Linked DNA regions of Homo sapiens: region 2 is linked to region 1. The links are chromatin loops, found by intact Hi-C in ENCODE. Cell type or tissue: dorsolateral prefrontal cortex. All regions are shown on one strand.

Region 1 (8,000 bases):
CCTGCCTCAGCCTCCTGAGTAGCTGGGACTGCAGGCACATGCCACCACACCTAGGTAATTTTTGTATTTATAGTAGAGACGGTGTTTCACCATGTTGGCCAGGATGGTCTCAATCTCCTGACTTCGTGATCCATCTGCCTCAGCTTCCCAAAGTGCTGGGATTACATGTGTGAGCCACCGTGCCTGACCTAAATTATGTTTCTTATTAGCTAAACTTAATGACTACTAAGTGTCAGGCACTGTCTTTATGCTTCATATAAATAATCTTAGATAACTTCAGGATAGATACTATTACATCTATTATATTTTATCCCTAAAACAAGTAAATCAAGATCACAAAATTAGGTAACAGATAAGGAGAATTCATTTCAGCAAAGGCTGTGCTGTGTCTGAAGTAACAGCAATAACCCCTAGACAGCAGCGATTCAGCTGACTGTATCTTCTGACTCTAAGACTAGTGGCATTAATAATTCCCTTCCATCTGTCCTTTAAGCTGAGTATAAATCACAATTTCAAATGGAAATAGTGTTATTATTATCCAGAGGAATTAGGGGAGTTACTGGCAGAGGTCACAGAAATTCTTATTCCTTGTTTTCTCTGAGTTATGACATAGTGAAATGTTCCTGTTTGTAACTATTTTCCTACTTCTTTGATGGCCATATCTAGATTTTCCTCAACAATTCTGATTCTAGACTTTCTGTCTATAACTCTCATAATCAAAGGCATGGTTTAGGGGAACTGCTCTAGAAGATATTCTCAAACAGTTGTAAAGCTACATGTTGACATGATGTTGTAAAGATTAGCATAGAAAGATGTTAATGGAAACAGAGTGAAAGGAAACCGTGGAGTCCTTACGTATTTTATCCTAAGTTATGGACTTAATGATGCAAGGCTGGTGTTGCTCATGAAGGTATACAGCCAATAAATTAGGAGAAAATAGAACCTAAAATGTTCTTTCAAATGGCCAGGAAATTGAAATGAACAAGAACAAGGAAGTATCCTCTCCTCTTTCTTTCATAAGCACATCCCCTTTAATGCAAAGGAAAGAACCAAAGTTTAATAAACCTTGTGATATTAGAGGTTTGACCAGAACAGCAACCTTTGTTTTAGAAGATGAAAATTTAATTACTTCTCATGAAGTAAAACCCCAATATAAATGGAATTCTTTAACATATGTGCTCAATTAATCTATTTTAGATGAGATCAAATAATAAAAAAATTGATATTTCAATTTTCTCTGAGAAGAAAACATTAAAATAAGTTTATGCACACTGAATGTAAGAATGTTGAAGAAATTCCTCATTATATGTTGTGGAAGATTTAATAAAACTTGGTTAATGGATAGAAAGGTGTTTCACATCATATACTTTTAATTTTGAAAAACAGTTCCGTCACAAAATTTTGATAGTAAAGGTCTGTTGATATACTTGGCATAAATAAATTAACTTGGATTGTTAATTAAATGTCAGATAACACATAAGATGGCTAGTTATTTTATGGTGACTTTGGAAAATTCCAAAAGCAAATGTTTGTTTCTTAAAAGTCAAGGGATTGTAATGCCAAAGCAAAGTCTCCAGGTACTGAAAACATTCCTCATTTTTCTCCCTGCAAAATGTCCCCAAATGGAGACCATCCAAGAAAAATTATATAAACTTGGACCATAGCTTTTGGTTTTATAAATAAGAAAAAAGTATTGCTAATTAAGAAATGAAAGATGTGGCTTTTCTAGGCTTTATATCTTAGGTTGCTCATTATTTTAGCTTCTCCAACCCAAGTCTATATTAATGTGCTTTTCTTTCTCCAGGGAGATAAAGAAGCTGAATTAGGGCTTCCATTTTCCCCACTTTGTGATCGGAAGTCAACCATGGTGGCCCAGTCACAAATAGGTAATTCTGATGATTTGTGGTGGTGGAAAGTGAGTGTGTGCTTGTCAGTTTTCAAATGGGTAAACGATGTTGTTCAAAGGGGTAACTTGCATGAAAACCTCACTCCATATTCATGATATATTTGATTTTTAAATGGATCTATGTGGTGCTGAATAAGACTTATTGAAGCATTTTCACAAAATGAATTCAATAAAGCAACATTAGTAAATGTAATTGTTATCGTGGTTGTAATCCTTTTACAAAATATAAAATTTTCTTGTGTGGGAGACCATTTTATGTTGTTTTGTTGCTGATTATTGTTTTCTGTAATTTAATTCTTTAGATATATAGGTCAACTCAATGAAAATGTTAGTGCACTTGTTCTATCACTAAGTTTCCATGGTATGCTTAATATAGTAGTGCACATTTCATTTGGAAAAATATTCTGTCATGATGTGAATAGATTAACCAACAACAGGAAATTTGCAAAATGATAATGCTCCCAACCACATTCATTCTTATCATCTGTATTTGTGTTGGGGACTTCAAGTCCAGTCCATTATTAAAACATGTGTTGCATGGCTCAAATACTTGTAATAATTATTCCCTAAGCCAGCATTTTTGTTACTGAACAATATGATCAATAAACACAAGGATCACTTCTTAGCTGTGTAGTTATGCTCCAGCACCACCCATCACAAAGCGTTGGGGAAAGCTGCCTGCTCTGACCTTTTCCCCTTCCCATCCAAGTTTCAACAGCTGTTTTTCTAGAGACCATAACACAGGTGCCTATCCTTGCTTAGTAAGTGTAAACGTGGCAGGCTAAGGACCTGATGTGGCAAGCTAAGAATGGAAGTTTCTGAGGCTTGTTGCTGTAATGCAAATTGCTGCCATGTTAGTAGAGGTGATGCCCCAGTTGACAGTCTACACATCTCAGGCATTTAAGAACATAGAACTGGCTGGGTGCAGTGGCTTATGCCTGTAATCCCAGCACTTTGGGAGGCCGAGGCAGGTAGATCTCGGGTCAGGAGATCAAGACCATCTTGGCTAACACGGTGAAACCCGTCTCTACTAAAAAATACAAAAAATTAGCCGGGCGTGGTGGCATGCACCTGTAATCCCAGCTACTCGGGAGGCCGAGGCATGAGAATCACTTGAACCCAGGAGGCAGAGGTTGCAGTGAGCCGAGATTGCACCACTGCACTCCAGCCTGGGCAACAGAGTGAGACTCCATCTCAAAAAAAAAAAAAAAAAAAAAAAAAGAACAAAAAAAGAACATAGAACTTAAAATAGTACCCTAGGTGGTCAATTAACACTGATTTAACTTGAAGGCATCCATTAAAACTACTGAAGTTTTATTAAATTAAAAATGTGCCTTATTATATACTATAAGTAATCCAGTTACTTGAAATGTGAATTACTTTTATCCAAGCATCTGATGGACAATCTTTAAATGTGCATATTTACAGGACATTATCACTTAAAAAGCCTACCTCCAGCTATTCTCCTATATTCAGGTGGTAGTCCATTGCTCTCAGAAGTGTTTCCAACAACAATTCTTGACTTGAGGCACCCACAGCAGTCCTGGGATCTGGGATATTGCCATGTACACAGACCTTAGAATAGGTTGTTGTCTCCTCCTCTGCCTAAACATGGGATGGAAAATGCTCCCAGAGGACAATGCCCTTTTCTCTGTGTGTCATTTTCTATCTTGATGAGTACTTTAAATGTAAAAGTCTTCATTCAGTACTGACATCTCAAAGTGGTGGGATTAATGCTGTCTCCCAGAGATGTTACTTTTCTCTTCACTGATTTGACAGAACACACACACATGCTGTGAACTAACACTTTACATCCAGAGAATAATAAACAACAATTTGAAATATTAACACACTGGCAGAAAGCTCTGACTGATATAGTAAGAAACAAAAAGTAATTGTCTTCCTGTTACCTGAGAAAAACCTTCAATTATTTAATTTCTTTGGAGCTTAGATATGATTTCTTGTTAGTAAAGAATAAAATCCAAAATGCACATGATGTGCTTTCAAAAAAGATAATGATCCCTGGTGTTGAGAGAGGAAACTATAGTCACTCTCATTGGATCTAAATGTATTGTTAGCAATCGTATATTATATAAGGCTGAATAGTAAATAGAAAAGCCAATATACTTGAGTTAGCAAGCTTAAATTGTGTCACTTCCATGGCTTCAAGTATTATTTTATAGAGCAGTTAAACCATCTCTAAAGACTGTTATTAGATTAAAACAATACAAAGGGTAAGCAGAACCAATATTTTAGTTGATTCTTGCTATCCCAGGATTGTCAGAAGCTCTTCATTATTTCTGATTTCAGAATTCAGGAAATTGTAACACTTGAATTTATCTCTCTCTCTTCTCATTTTGGCTTTTGTAGGTTTCATCGATTTCATAGTAGAGCCAACATTTTCTCTTCTGACAGACTCAACAGAGAAAATTGTTATTCCTCTTATAGAGGAAGCCTCAAAAGCCGAAACTTCTTCCTATGTGGCAAGCAGGTATGATATTTTCTTTTTTGCATTATTTTTCATCTTTGTGGTGTTTAGTAACACTTTCCTTAATGATTATATTTCTCACATCTAGGCAGAGAATTCTCACAAGAATTATTAGGGAGTATTGCCACCTAGTGGCTTTATATTATATTGCATCTGCCTTTGACAACTGAAGTTTAATACACAAAATATGAAATACTAAGTAAGGTGTGTACTAAGGAGAATCCAGTGTGGGGAGGGAGAGAAAGGAGATGAGCAGCTGCCACGTGCTCAGAACTGGGACTGAGCATCTACTATCCTGCTTTTCTAGTCGGTTTTGTAAAGTTTTTCAGGTTTTCCTTGTTCACCCCATATCCTGATGGTGTTTTTTGGTTTCTTTGGTTGTTACTGTTAGCTCAACCACCATTGTGGGGTTACACATTGCTGATGCACTAAGACGATCAAATACAAAAGGCTCCATGAGTGATGGGTCCTATTCCCCAGACTACTCCCTTGCAGCAGTGGACCTGAAGAGTTTCAAGAACAACCTGGTGGACATCATTCAGCAGAACAAAGAGAGGTGGAAAGAGTTAGCTGCACAAGGTAGTGTTGTTTATGAGGCCTTACTGCCATCTCTCTCTGTCTTCACTTCTCCTCTAAGAGTTTGGATTACTTCTTCTAGATTTCTTCTTCTATAGAATATGTAAGCCCTTGATGGTATTGGGAATTTGGCTACTCTTTGATCATTCATGAGAAAGTTGGCTCATTTATTAGATAAAAAGAGGTTCTGGTTTGTTTGTGCCACATGGGCTGCAGATCTGTGTGTCAGTGGGTGCTGGCAAACTGGATACTGAAAGATGAGATAATGAAATGGTGACAAAACTTTGTGGTACCATATAAACTCCTGTGCTTTCGTAGAGGTGCTTTCCAGCCTGGATTTTACTTGGTAAGTGGCTTTTGTGTTGCATTAAGTGTGTTATCACTTCATGTCAGAGACTTGGGTGTGTTTTTTTTCTGTTTCACTAAGTTGCTTTTTTGACTCAGAATTTAGACAGGAATTGGGGAAATCATTAGTAATCAACCACCACAGCAATCGCATGGGAAGGTAGCTACAGTTATTTCTGACATATTAGCTGCTTCAAATTAATTAGTCCATTTAGTAGGTTTGTGAGTTAGTATTCAAACAGTTATTATCTTTCGTGCAGGAATTAGCTTTCATATCCAGATCTGGCCCCTGCCTCTTCTCACACTCATTCCCACAGCTCTGTCTCCCTTATACACTACACTCCCTGCACAATGGCCTCTTGGAAGTTTCTTAAAATACTCCAGGGTCTTTGTAGTTATTTTTTCAGCCAGAAATTTTTTCCTTGTGTTTTTTGCAGCTTTAATATACTCAGGAATAAACTTACTTTTCTTAAAATGGATAATATAAGATCAAAATAGAGTGTTAAATCATATTTATAGTCAGAAAGACACAATATTGAAACGTTTTCAATTATCCCAAATGTCAACCATAAATATAACATGTTTCCAGTGAAAATTCCAATACATTTTTCATGGAATTTAAGAAATTGATCCTAAAATCTATATGGTATTGCAAATACCTAAGAATACTCAAGACACTCCTGAAGGATAATAAAGTGGGAGCACTTGCCATATATCAAAATTTACTCTTATACTGAAGTAATAAATTTAGTGTGGCTGTGATATAGAGATAATAAGATGGGCCTTGGGAATAGACCAGAGAGCCAAAAATAGCACATTAATTCCTGCAGAACTTGACAGATGGCAGACACACACATTCGTATATGCAATCTTTTGTATGTTCTCACATATTTACCCTTATGATATTCTTCATTTCTTCTTGTGTGTCAGAGCTACTATTTGGTATCATTTCTCTTCACACTGGAGTACTTTCTCAAGTATTTTCTTATAACACAGTTATACTGACAAACAATTAGATTTTCTTTATCTGGGAATGTCTGTATCTTACTTTTATTTATGAATAATTTTACTTGATTTAGAATTGTTGAATGATTTTTTTTTATTTTAGCACTTTTAATGTGTAATTCTATTGCCTCTGGCTTCCATAGTTTCTGATAGTGTTGGCCAAAAATAAATTGTATTGTTGCTTCCTTGTATGTACTGAGTATTATCTTTTTCTTTCTGTTTTCTAGACTTTATTTTGACTTTCAGCAATTTGATGATGATATATCTAGGTCTTTTTTTTTTTCAGTATTCTACTTAGTGTTCACTAGCTTCTTAAATCCACAAATTAATAATTTGCTTCAAATTTAGAAAGCTTTCTGTCATTTTGTTCAATATTTTTCTTCTGCCTCTTTCTCTCTGTTCTCTCCTTCTGAGGATTGTGTTATGCATAACTTAGGATTCTGGAAATTGTCCTGGATGCTCTGGATCTCTGTCAATTTCTTTAATTGTTCTTTCTTTCTTTCTTTCTTTCTTTCTTTCTTTCTTTCTTTCTTTCTTCTCTTCCTTTCCTTCCTTCTTTTGTTCCTTCCTTCCTTCTTCATTCATTTTTGATTGGCTGCTTTCTAATGATTTATCTTCAAGTTTACTGTTTCTTTCTCTGCCACCTCAATCCTGCTGTTGATTTCACTGAATTAACTTTTTATCTCAGCTACTTTTTTCAATTTTATTATTTCCATTTGGTTCTTTTTTATAATGTCTATTTCTCTGTTGATATTTTATATTTTCATTCATTGTTAGCATATTTTCCTTTAATTCTTCAAGATTATTTTCTTTAATTTTAAAAACATATTTAAAAAACTTGTCTTGAATTTTTTGAAATCAATTTTAAAACTGACTATAAATGGCCTTTCTATGGCTCTCTAATTTCTAGGGTTTTTCTGTTAAATCCTGCTGGTTTACCCTTTACCCCAACTTGGACCCCAACCCTAGGCTGACAAAGCTTGGGGCTCTCCTCATCTAGTCTAAGTGGATTCACCATTTTATATTCAAGTAACCAGAATTATTTGCTGCCTTCCCATTCCAAGTTGATTCTACCACATCCAACAGGAAAGTTGGCTTTTGCTTCCATTCCCAGGTCAGAGTTGGAGAGGAAGATGGAGGAGTGGGAGTAACTTCAGGCAAGAAGGTCACAGGTTCCTGCTGTTTTTACCTGAATGTCCAACAATTTTTTAAGAATAAATGTTTCTCAAATTATTATGTCCCTTTGGTTGATTTCCAGAGTCATTGAATAGTTGTTTTTATTAATGCTGTCCAGTTTTACACTTGCTTTTTCATGAAGAGAAAAAACTCGACTTCTTTACATCACTATAGCAGGAAGTATTCCTCTTCACCATAGGTTTTAAGAGAATTAAATGAGTTTATTAATATAATTTGCTTAGAAGTGTCTAGAGTACTAAGCGCTATATGAGTTAGCTGTTATTACTATATTATTTATGTTTCTGCCATGTGTTCTAGAAATAAGGGTTATAGGGCTACTATATAGAAACTAGGGGTGTCCCTAATGCTGAATTCTAAATCCAGCAAAACTATTCAGAAATAAAGAAAAATAAAGACATTACCAGATTAAGAAAATCTAATTACTATGGAAATTGGGGATAATTTCTATATAGTAAACTGGTAAGGAAAGCCTTCACTGAGGAA
Region 2 (8,000 bases), 330 kb before region 1:
TTTAAAATCTTGTACTTTATAAATATATTGACTTATTTTGGCATAATATACTGTTTTTAATTGAGCTTCCAGTATGTAAATTTTAAGGTTAAATAAAAATAGAGACAAAGGTGAAAGTAAAATAATGTTTATTCAATTATGCCTTAAATGTAGAAATCATGAACCATTACAGGTAGATATTTAGAGAAAATATCTTATAGGGATTGTTATATGACATAACATTTTAGAGAGTCTTTTGAGTCCATAGAAATAATTTTTAAATTTTGGAACACGTGGAAAACATTGGTAACTAAATTAAAATATCAATGCTGTCTACCATTTTTGTTTTCTTTTATTGAGCTTCTTCTAAATTGTCTTCATATAATATTTGAGACACCATATAAAGTTATGTGCCAAGAAATCTCTTTTTCTTTTGTGACAAGAAAGGTGAAACAGTTTCTTACTCCCATTCTGATGTAGACTTCTCTGCATTAGTCTATTAATTTTCTTCTTATATTACAATCTTTTTATTTATCTTTTTCCATATTCAACCACTAATTTGTTACTCAGTACAACAATTTAGATTCTACACTACAAGTCATCATCTATGATGGTGGAAATATGGGCAAATAACTATGGCATCAGGTCTTTCATAAATTAGATTTAAAAAGAATTATATACTTGGCCATAAGTTATCAATCGTTTAGGGCTGGAAAACACTTCCTATTTCTTATGCCATCTCAACACCAAATGAAATTTCTGATTCAGAAGTTTCTTATGAATTTGGGACCTAGACTTCTTCCTACATACTAAGAAAACATAGCTATTGATAGTCTTTCAAAGATTGTCAATTTCATTGATTTCCATGTGGAAAGTTGGTTTGAAGATTTTACAGTATTTCACCTATGCATTGTGTTTCTTTTCCATTTGAAAGATAAATGCCTTTTTGTGTCATGTACTGTTGCTTTTTTTTTCTCTAAACATACAAAGAGTTCCACACCTGTGGATTTTATTAAAAAATTAAACATTTAAAAAACACTGGTGTTGCTCTTTCCAGTTAGTGACATTGCTATAAGAATTCAATCTAAGAGGTGACAGCATTTTCAGAAAACTGAAAATGAGCATTTTTCAGGTAGAAAATTCAGTGAAAACGACATGAAATTATAGGGAAAAATCTAAAACAAAGTATTATCTTACTCAGGCATTCAAGAGAAGAGAAGAAAGTATGAACTGCCAGAAACCATAAACTACTGACAAAAATGTAATACTCACCACTTCATAGTACTTACTGCCCCAGTTCCTTCAGTTTTTATAAACATAGTACTAGAATCTATCACAATTTCAGTTAGAAGCTAACTTTATATCTGATCGCTAATTTTACACGTCTCGACACATACCTCCTTATCTCCCCCATCCCGACGAATGTCCAGATATTAATTTTAAGACTTGGAATTGTGAATGCAATGCTTGAAAGACATTAAGTTAAGCTTCGTTGTCTTTTTTTTCTCTGTGATTGGTAGGGTAGTGAACATGACTATCAATAGTGAAGGACAAAATGTTTAGAAGCAAAAAGTGAAGGAGAGAAGAATTAGATGGTAATCTTTTAATTCTAAGCAACTGTTATTGTTGAAGAGGGCAGTATGTTGTGTAGTTCTCAGATGGAGTTGTCCAGGCCCTTATCACCAAGAGGATGTAGCAGAAATATACATTTAAAATAAAAATTAGCAAAAAAAACATGGAAGTGACAGGAGCTATTAGCATCATATTCCCAAATTGGAACCATACTTTAGGATGAAGGTGCATTATAGATAAGACACAAATTTGATCCTTTTACTCTCTGCTTAAACACCTTTAAAGCTTTGCATCCTTCACAGGGTCACTGTATACCAGCTTGATCTTTGGATTCTCCTCTAATGCCTCTCCTTCTGTGACATGCCTCCTATTCAGACCTAGGGTCACCCAAAAGAAACATTGCTTACCACCCCTTTTCCTGTGCTCATTTTGTTCTCTCTTCTGGAGGCAACTGTTCCTCCGTTTTCCTTTCAGCCAGGTTTGCTCTTGTTCTATACGAAGCTTTTGGAGTTGCGTAGGGAAGTTTCTGGTGGTTGCAGTGATGGCAAGGTGTTTCTGCATTTAGTGGGCAGCAGGGTCCGGGTAGGCTAAATGTCCTGCAGAGCTCAGGGCATTTCCTTATCAGGAGGAGTTGTCCCACTCAAAATTCTGATAGATATCCTGTTAAAAATGTGCAAAGATTGCTGCTTAAATTTCACTTGCAAAGGAAATTCTTCCTGACCTTCCAGACTAGATTAGTTTTTTATTTTCAGCTCATAAATAACCTGTATTTCTCTTCTCGTAACAAAATCCACCTTCCCTATTCAACCACAGCTTTTGAGTGCAAGAGCTATGCTCACTTCATTGGATTTGCTCTTGGATTCCAGCACATAGCACAGTACTTAGCACATAGGAGATAATGCAATTAATATTTTAAGTCAATGAATGAATAAAATTCTGAATCTTATACTGGCTGTAACTAGAAAATTAGATCAGCCAGGCTGCGAAAATAGTGACTAAAACCAGGTGGGAGGATTGGAGATAGATTCACAGCTGGAATAAACATGGAGAAGATGGAAGGGTGTTTGCTTTATCATCTTTATCATCATATTGTTAGAATTGTGCAGATATAACATATTTGTATTCTTACTCCCCACCAGTGTTCTTAAAAACATAAGTCTCTTAAGTAGTTATGCAGCTAGTATCTGGTAGAACATGGGTTTAAACATAGATATACCTAGCTCTAACATTATATTTATCTTGCATCCAATACAGAAAAGATGACAGTCTCAGAAGACACCAGAAAAGGATCTACAATGGTTCTCCTTAAAACTCAATTCCCAGGCTTGGGGTAGGCAGACTTATCACCCTCCAGAAATGTCCACGTCTTAATCCCCTGAACCAAAGGATATGTTACTTCATTTGAAAGGGAGAATTAAAGGAGCAGATGGAGTTAAAATTGCTAATCAGCTGACTTTAAAATAGGGAGCGTATCCTGTATTACCCAGGTGAGCCTAATGTAATCACAAAGATTCATCTTCCTCCCTCCCTCCCTCCCTCCCTCCCTCCCTCCCTTCCTTCCTTCCCTTCCTTTCCTTCCTTCCTTTCTCTCTTTCTTTCTTTTTCTTTCTTTCTTTCTTTCTTTTTCTTTCTTTCTCTCTTTTTCCTTCCTTCCTTCCTTCCTTCCTTCCTTCCTTCCTTCCTCCCTTCCTCCCTTCCCTCCTTCCCTCCTTCCCTTCTTTCTCTCTTTCTCTCTTTCTTTCTTTTTCAGATAGGATCTCACTCTGGTGCAGTGGTGCGATCTCTGCTCACTGCAGCCTTGACCTCCCAGGCTCAGGTGATCCTCCCACCTCAGCCTCCCAGGTAGCAAGAACTACAGGCATGTGCCACCACACCTGGCTAATTTTTTTATAGATCTAGTAGAGATGGGTTTTTGCCATGTTGCTCAGGCTGGTCTTGAATGCCTGGGCTCAAGTGATTCGCTGACCTCAGCCTCCCAAAGTGCTAGGATTGCAGGTGTGAGCCACCATGCCTGGCCAATCACAAAGGCTCGAAAAGTGGAAGAGAGAGGCAGAAGAAAAAGTAGGAGTGAGTGACAAGGACTTAACTCGTCTGTGCTACTATTGAAGATGGTGAAAGTGGGCCACGAGCCAAGGGCAACCTCTAGAAACTTGAAAAGATAATAAAACAGAATGTGCCTAGAGCTTCTGGAAAGAATACAGTCCTGCTGATACTAGAACTCAGTGAAATTTGCACCAGATTTCTGAGCTACAGAACTGAAGATAATTCATTTATTTCAAGCCACTGAGTTTGTGGTAAATTTGTTACAGTAGCAATAAAAATCTAATACATGCCTTCTATACCAGAAGAACACATCAACATGACCATTCCTGTCCTCACCCAACACACACACACACACACACACACACACACACACACACACACACACACAGAAACACACACACACGCACAATCCCTAGTGGTGAAGCCCTGCCTCACTCTATGGCACATTGGATTCAGATACTCTTTATTCTTAGCCATTAACTCACTGTACCTCCATCTAACCCTGACTTGCATGCCCAAAACACCAGTTTCCTCACCAAACTCTGAGATGGAGGGTATTTACTGGATTCATTTCAAATGTCAAAAGAGAATGTGATCTTTCTTGGAAATTGTTGATAAGTCTGTATGTTGTTCAGTATGTGACTGTTTTGATGGATTAATCAGGCAAATCAGTTATTAAAAATCTGTCTTTTAATCATAATCATAATTTGTTTTGAAGAAAACCACTTCATCAAAACTCATTTTGATGTGTAGACGTAGTCTTAATATTCAGTCCTACATAACATTATGTTATAGTTTATAGAACTAACATTATTAAGGTGGAATACCTTACAGATTAGGTGGCTTAGAAATTGAACTCTAATCAGATATTTTCTAATATTACAATACTACCTGCTTTTTAGCTGAGTGTCCATGGAAAAGTTATTAATTTACCTAAACTTCACTTTTCTTATTTGTAAAATCCATTAATTGAATTGATCATTCATTTACTCATTCAATAAATATACTCTGATTGTATACTGTGTCAGGTACAATGTTAGACACAGAAGCTACTGTTCCTGTAGAGGAGACAAACAACAAAAAAGTAAATTATAAAAAGCAAGTTAATATGCAGTAAGAAGTGACCAGAATAAAATGCACCTTTGGGAAAGTATTTTGGATATTCAGGGATGACTTCTTTTAGGTTATTTTTCAGCTGAGACATGGACAAAACTGATACCTACCTCATAAGATGCTAGGGTGAGAGGAAGTGCTAATGAATGATACCCATAATTCCTGCCCAAGTTCAGAATTAAGAGAGAGATAGGTTTAGGAGTCCCGTAGATGAAAATCAAAATATCAGCTTTATTGCAGATTAAACTTGCATGGAAGAACATGGTTTGGGTGTGTGGCTAAATAAACCAGAATTCCTGTGAATTCAACTTAACCTTCAAAACTGCAGAACTATAGAACAAAATAAACTTTCTGTTGATTCTGTTGATAGTTTCTTTTGCTGTGCAGAAGCTCTTTAGTTTAATTAGGTTCCACTTGTCTATTTGTGTTTTTGTTGCAATTGCTTTTGGAGTCTTCCTCATGAAATCTTTGCCAGGGTCTATTTCCAGAGTGGTATTTTCTAGGTTTTCTTTTAGGGATTTTATAGGTTAGGCTTTACATTTAAGTCTTTAATCAATCTCGAGTTGATTTTTGTATATGGTGAAAAGAAGGTGTCCAGTTTAAATATTCTGCATATGACTAGCCAGTTATCTCAGCATGGTTTATTGAATAGGGAGTCCTTTCTTCATTGTTTGTTATCGTTGACTTTGTTGGAGATCAGATGGTTATAACTTTATTTTGGGGTTCTCTATTCTGTTCCATGGGTCTATGTGTCCGTTTTTGTACCAGTGCCATGCTGTTTTGGTTATAGCTTTGTACTATAGTTTGAAGCTGGGTAGTGTGCTGCCTCTGGCTTTGTTCTTCTTGCTTAGGATTGCTTTGACTGTTCATGCTCTTTTTTGATTCAATATAAATTTTAAAATAGTGTTTTCTAATTCTGTGAAAAATTTCATTGGTAGTTTGATAGGAATAACATTGAATCTGTAAATTGCTTTGGGCAGTATGGATATTTTAGCAATGTTGATTCTTCCTACCCATGAGCATGGAATGTTTTTCCATTTATTTGTGTCATCTCTGATTTCTTTAAGCAGTGTTTTGTAATTCTTGTTGTAGAAATCTTTTACTTCCCTGGTTAGTAGTATTTCTAGGTATTTTATTCTTTCTGTGGCTATTGTGAATGGGATTGCGTCCCTGATTTGGCTCTCAGCTTGGATGTTACTGGTGTATAGAAATGCTGTGGGGTGTTGCAGTCTTACACTATTATTGTATGGTTATCTAAGTCTTTTTGTAGGTCTCTAAGCACTTGTTTTATGAATCTGGATGCTCCAGTGTTGGGTGCATATATTTAGAAAAGTTAAGTCTTCTTACTGAATTGAAACATTTATCATTATGTAATGCCCTTCTTTGTCCTTTTTGATCATTGTTGGCTTAATTTCTGTTTTGTCTGAATTAGAATAGCAGTCTCTGCTCTTTTTTGTTTTCTGTTTGCTTGATAGATCTTACTCCATCCCTTTACTTTGAGCCTATGGTTGTCATCACATGTGAGATGAGTCTCTTGAAGACAGCATACAGGTTGGGCCTTGCTTCTTTATCCAACTTGCCACTTCGTGCTTTTTAAGTGGGGCGTTTAGCCTGTTTACGTCCAAGGTTAACATCGATATGTGAAGATTTGATCCTGACATGTTGTTAGCTGGTTGTTGTATAGACTTGATTGTGTACAAGCTTTATAGTGTCAATGGTCTATGTACTTAAGTGTACTTTTGTGGTGGCTGGTAACAGTTTTTTGTTGCTATGTTTAGCACTCCCTTAAGGACCTCTTGTAAAGCAGGTATGGTGGTAACAAATTCCCTTAGCATTTGCTTGTCTGAAAATGATTTTATTTTTCCTTGTTTTATGAAGCTTAGTTTGGCTGGATATGAAATTCTTGGTTGGAATGTTTTTCCTGTAAGGATGCTGAATATAGGCCCCCAGTCTCTTCTGGCTTGTAGAGTTTTTGTTGAAAGGTCTGCTATTAGCCTAAGGGAGTTCTCTCTGTAGGCAGCCTGCCCTTCTCTCTAGCTGCCTTTAATATTTTTTCTTTTACATTGACCTTTGAGAATCTGATGCCCATGTGTCTTAGGGATGGTCATCTTGTATAGTATCTCACAGGGGTTTTCTGATTTCCTGAATTTGAATGTCAACCTCTCTAGTGAGGTTGGGAAAAATTTTGTGAGCAATATTCTCAAATATGTTTTCCAAGTTGCTTGCTCTCTCTCCCTCTCTTTCAGGGATGCCATTGAGTTATGGGTTTGGTTTCTAAATAATCTCATATTTCTCAGAGATTTTGTTCATTTTGAAATTGTTTTTTCATTATTTTTGTCTCACTGAGTTGATTCAAGGAATCGGACTTTGAGCTGTGAGATTCTTTCCTCAGCTTGGTCTATTCTGCTATTAATACTTGTGATCGTATTATGATATTCTTGTAGTGAGTTTTTCAGCTCTATCAGAACAGTTTGTTTCTTTCTTAAAATTGCTATTTTGTCTCTCAGCTCTTGAATCATTTTAATAGATTTCTTAGATTCCTTGAATTGGGTTTCAAGTTTCTCTTGAATTGCAATAATTTTCCATGCCATCCAGATTCTGAACTCTGTGTCTGTCATTTCAACTATTTCGTCTGGTAAAAAAACATTGCTGGGTAGCTGTTATGGTCATTTGGAGGTAAAAGACACTAGATTTGTGAGTTGCCAGAGTTCTTGCATTGTTTCTTTCTTATCTGTGTAAGCTGATGTTTCTTTAATCTTTGAAGTTGCTGTCCTTTGGATGGGGCTTTTTGCTTTTATATTCTTTCATGCACTTGAGGGTTTGACTGTGGTATAAGTTGGGTTGAGTTGACTGGCTTTGTTTTTGGATTATTTCAGGGGGCCAAGTCTCAGCTCAGCACTCCTGGGCTGCATGCTCTAATACTGGGGCCTGGGACCAGGCCCATGACTTTGTTTTATGGCCCCTTGAGGTTAAGCACCTGCTGCACTGGAGGGGCTGAGGTGTTTCCAGTTCACTGGCAACAACATTCTGATGGGGAGAAAGGTGCTGGAAAAAGGACTTTATTGAGGTTGTAGCAGTGGGGTTTGCATGTGCACATGTGCGATAGTGGCGGTAGGGTAGTGGTGAGGTGGTGGGCTCTGTGTGCACATTCACCAGTGACAATGGGATGGTGGTGTGAGGAGGTTTGCACACATGCACTGGCAGCAGCAGTGGTGGGATCTGCCTGTGCACTGGTGGTGGTGGGGCAGTGTGGTCCACGCATGTATGTTGGGCAGCTGCAGGACACATTTGTG

The links. Peaks named below come from ENCODE experiments on the same cell type or tissue, not always from the same donor. Only the 100,000 strongest peaks of a DNase experiment are listed, where the experiment ranks them.
Region 2: a loop joins it to region 1, with 2.4 times the contacts of the local background. A loop is called at or near these places in 2 of 110 quality-filtered maps.

The regions. Positions count from the first base shown.
Region 1 is chr2:182,182,865-182,190,864 of GRCh38, reverse strand. It overlaps PDE1A (phosphodiesterase 1A), which reads left to right. Exons shown (of 15, transcript NM_001363871.4): 11 at 1,805-1,886; 12 at 4,277-4,397; 13 at 4,786-4,973. Among named protein-coding and RNA genes, the nearest start is that of PPP1R1C, 200 kb to the right of the region's middle. In dorsolateral prefrontal cortex, CTCF peaks have their summits at 4,322 and 4,521 (motif pointing left); no DNase peak of the experiment used is centred here; H3K27ac peaks cover 1,149 bases.
Region 2 is chr2:182,511,937-182,519,936 of GRCh38, reverse strand. It overlaps a transcript of PDE1A not described here. Among named protein-coding and RNA genes, the nearest start is that of PDE1A, 89 kb to the right of the region's middle. In dorsolateral prefrontal cortex, no CTCF peak of the experiment used is centred here; no DNase peak of the experiment used is centred here; H3K4me3 peaks cover 174 bases.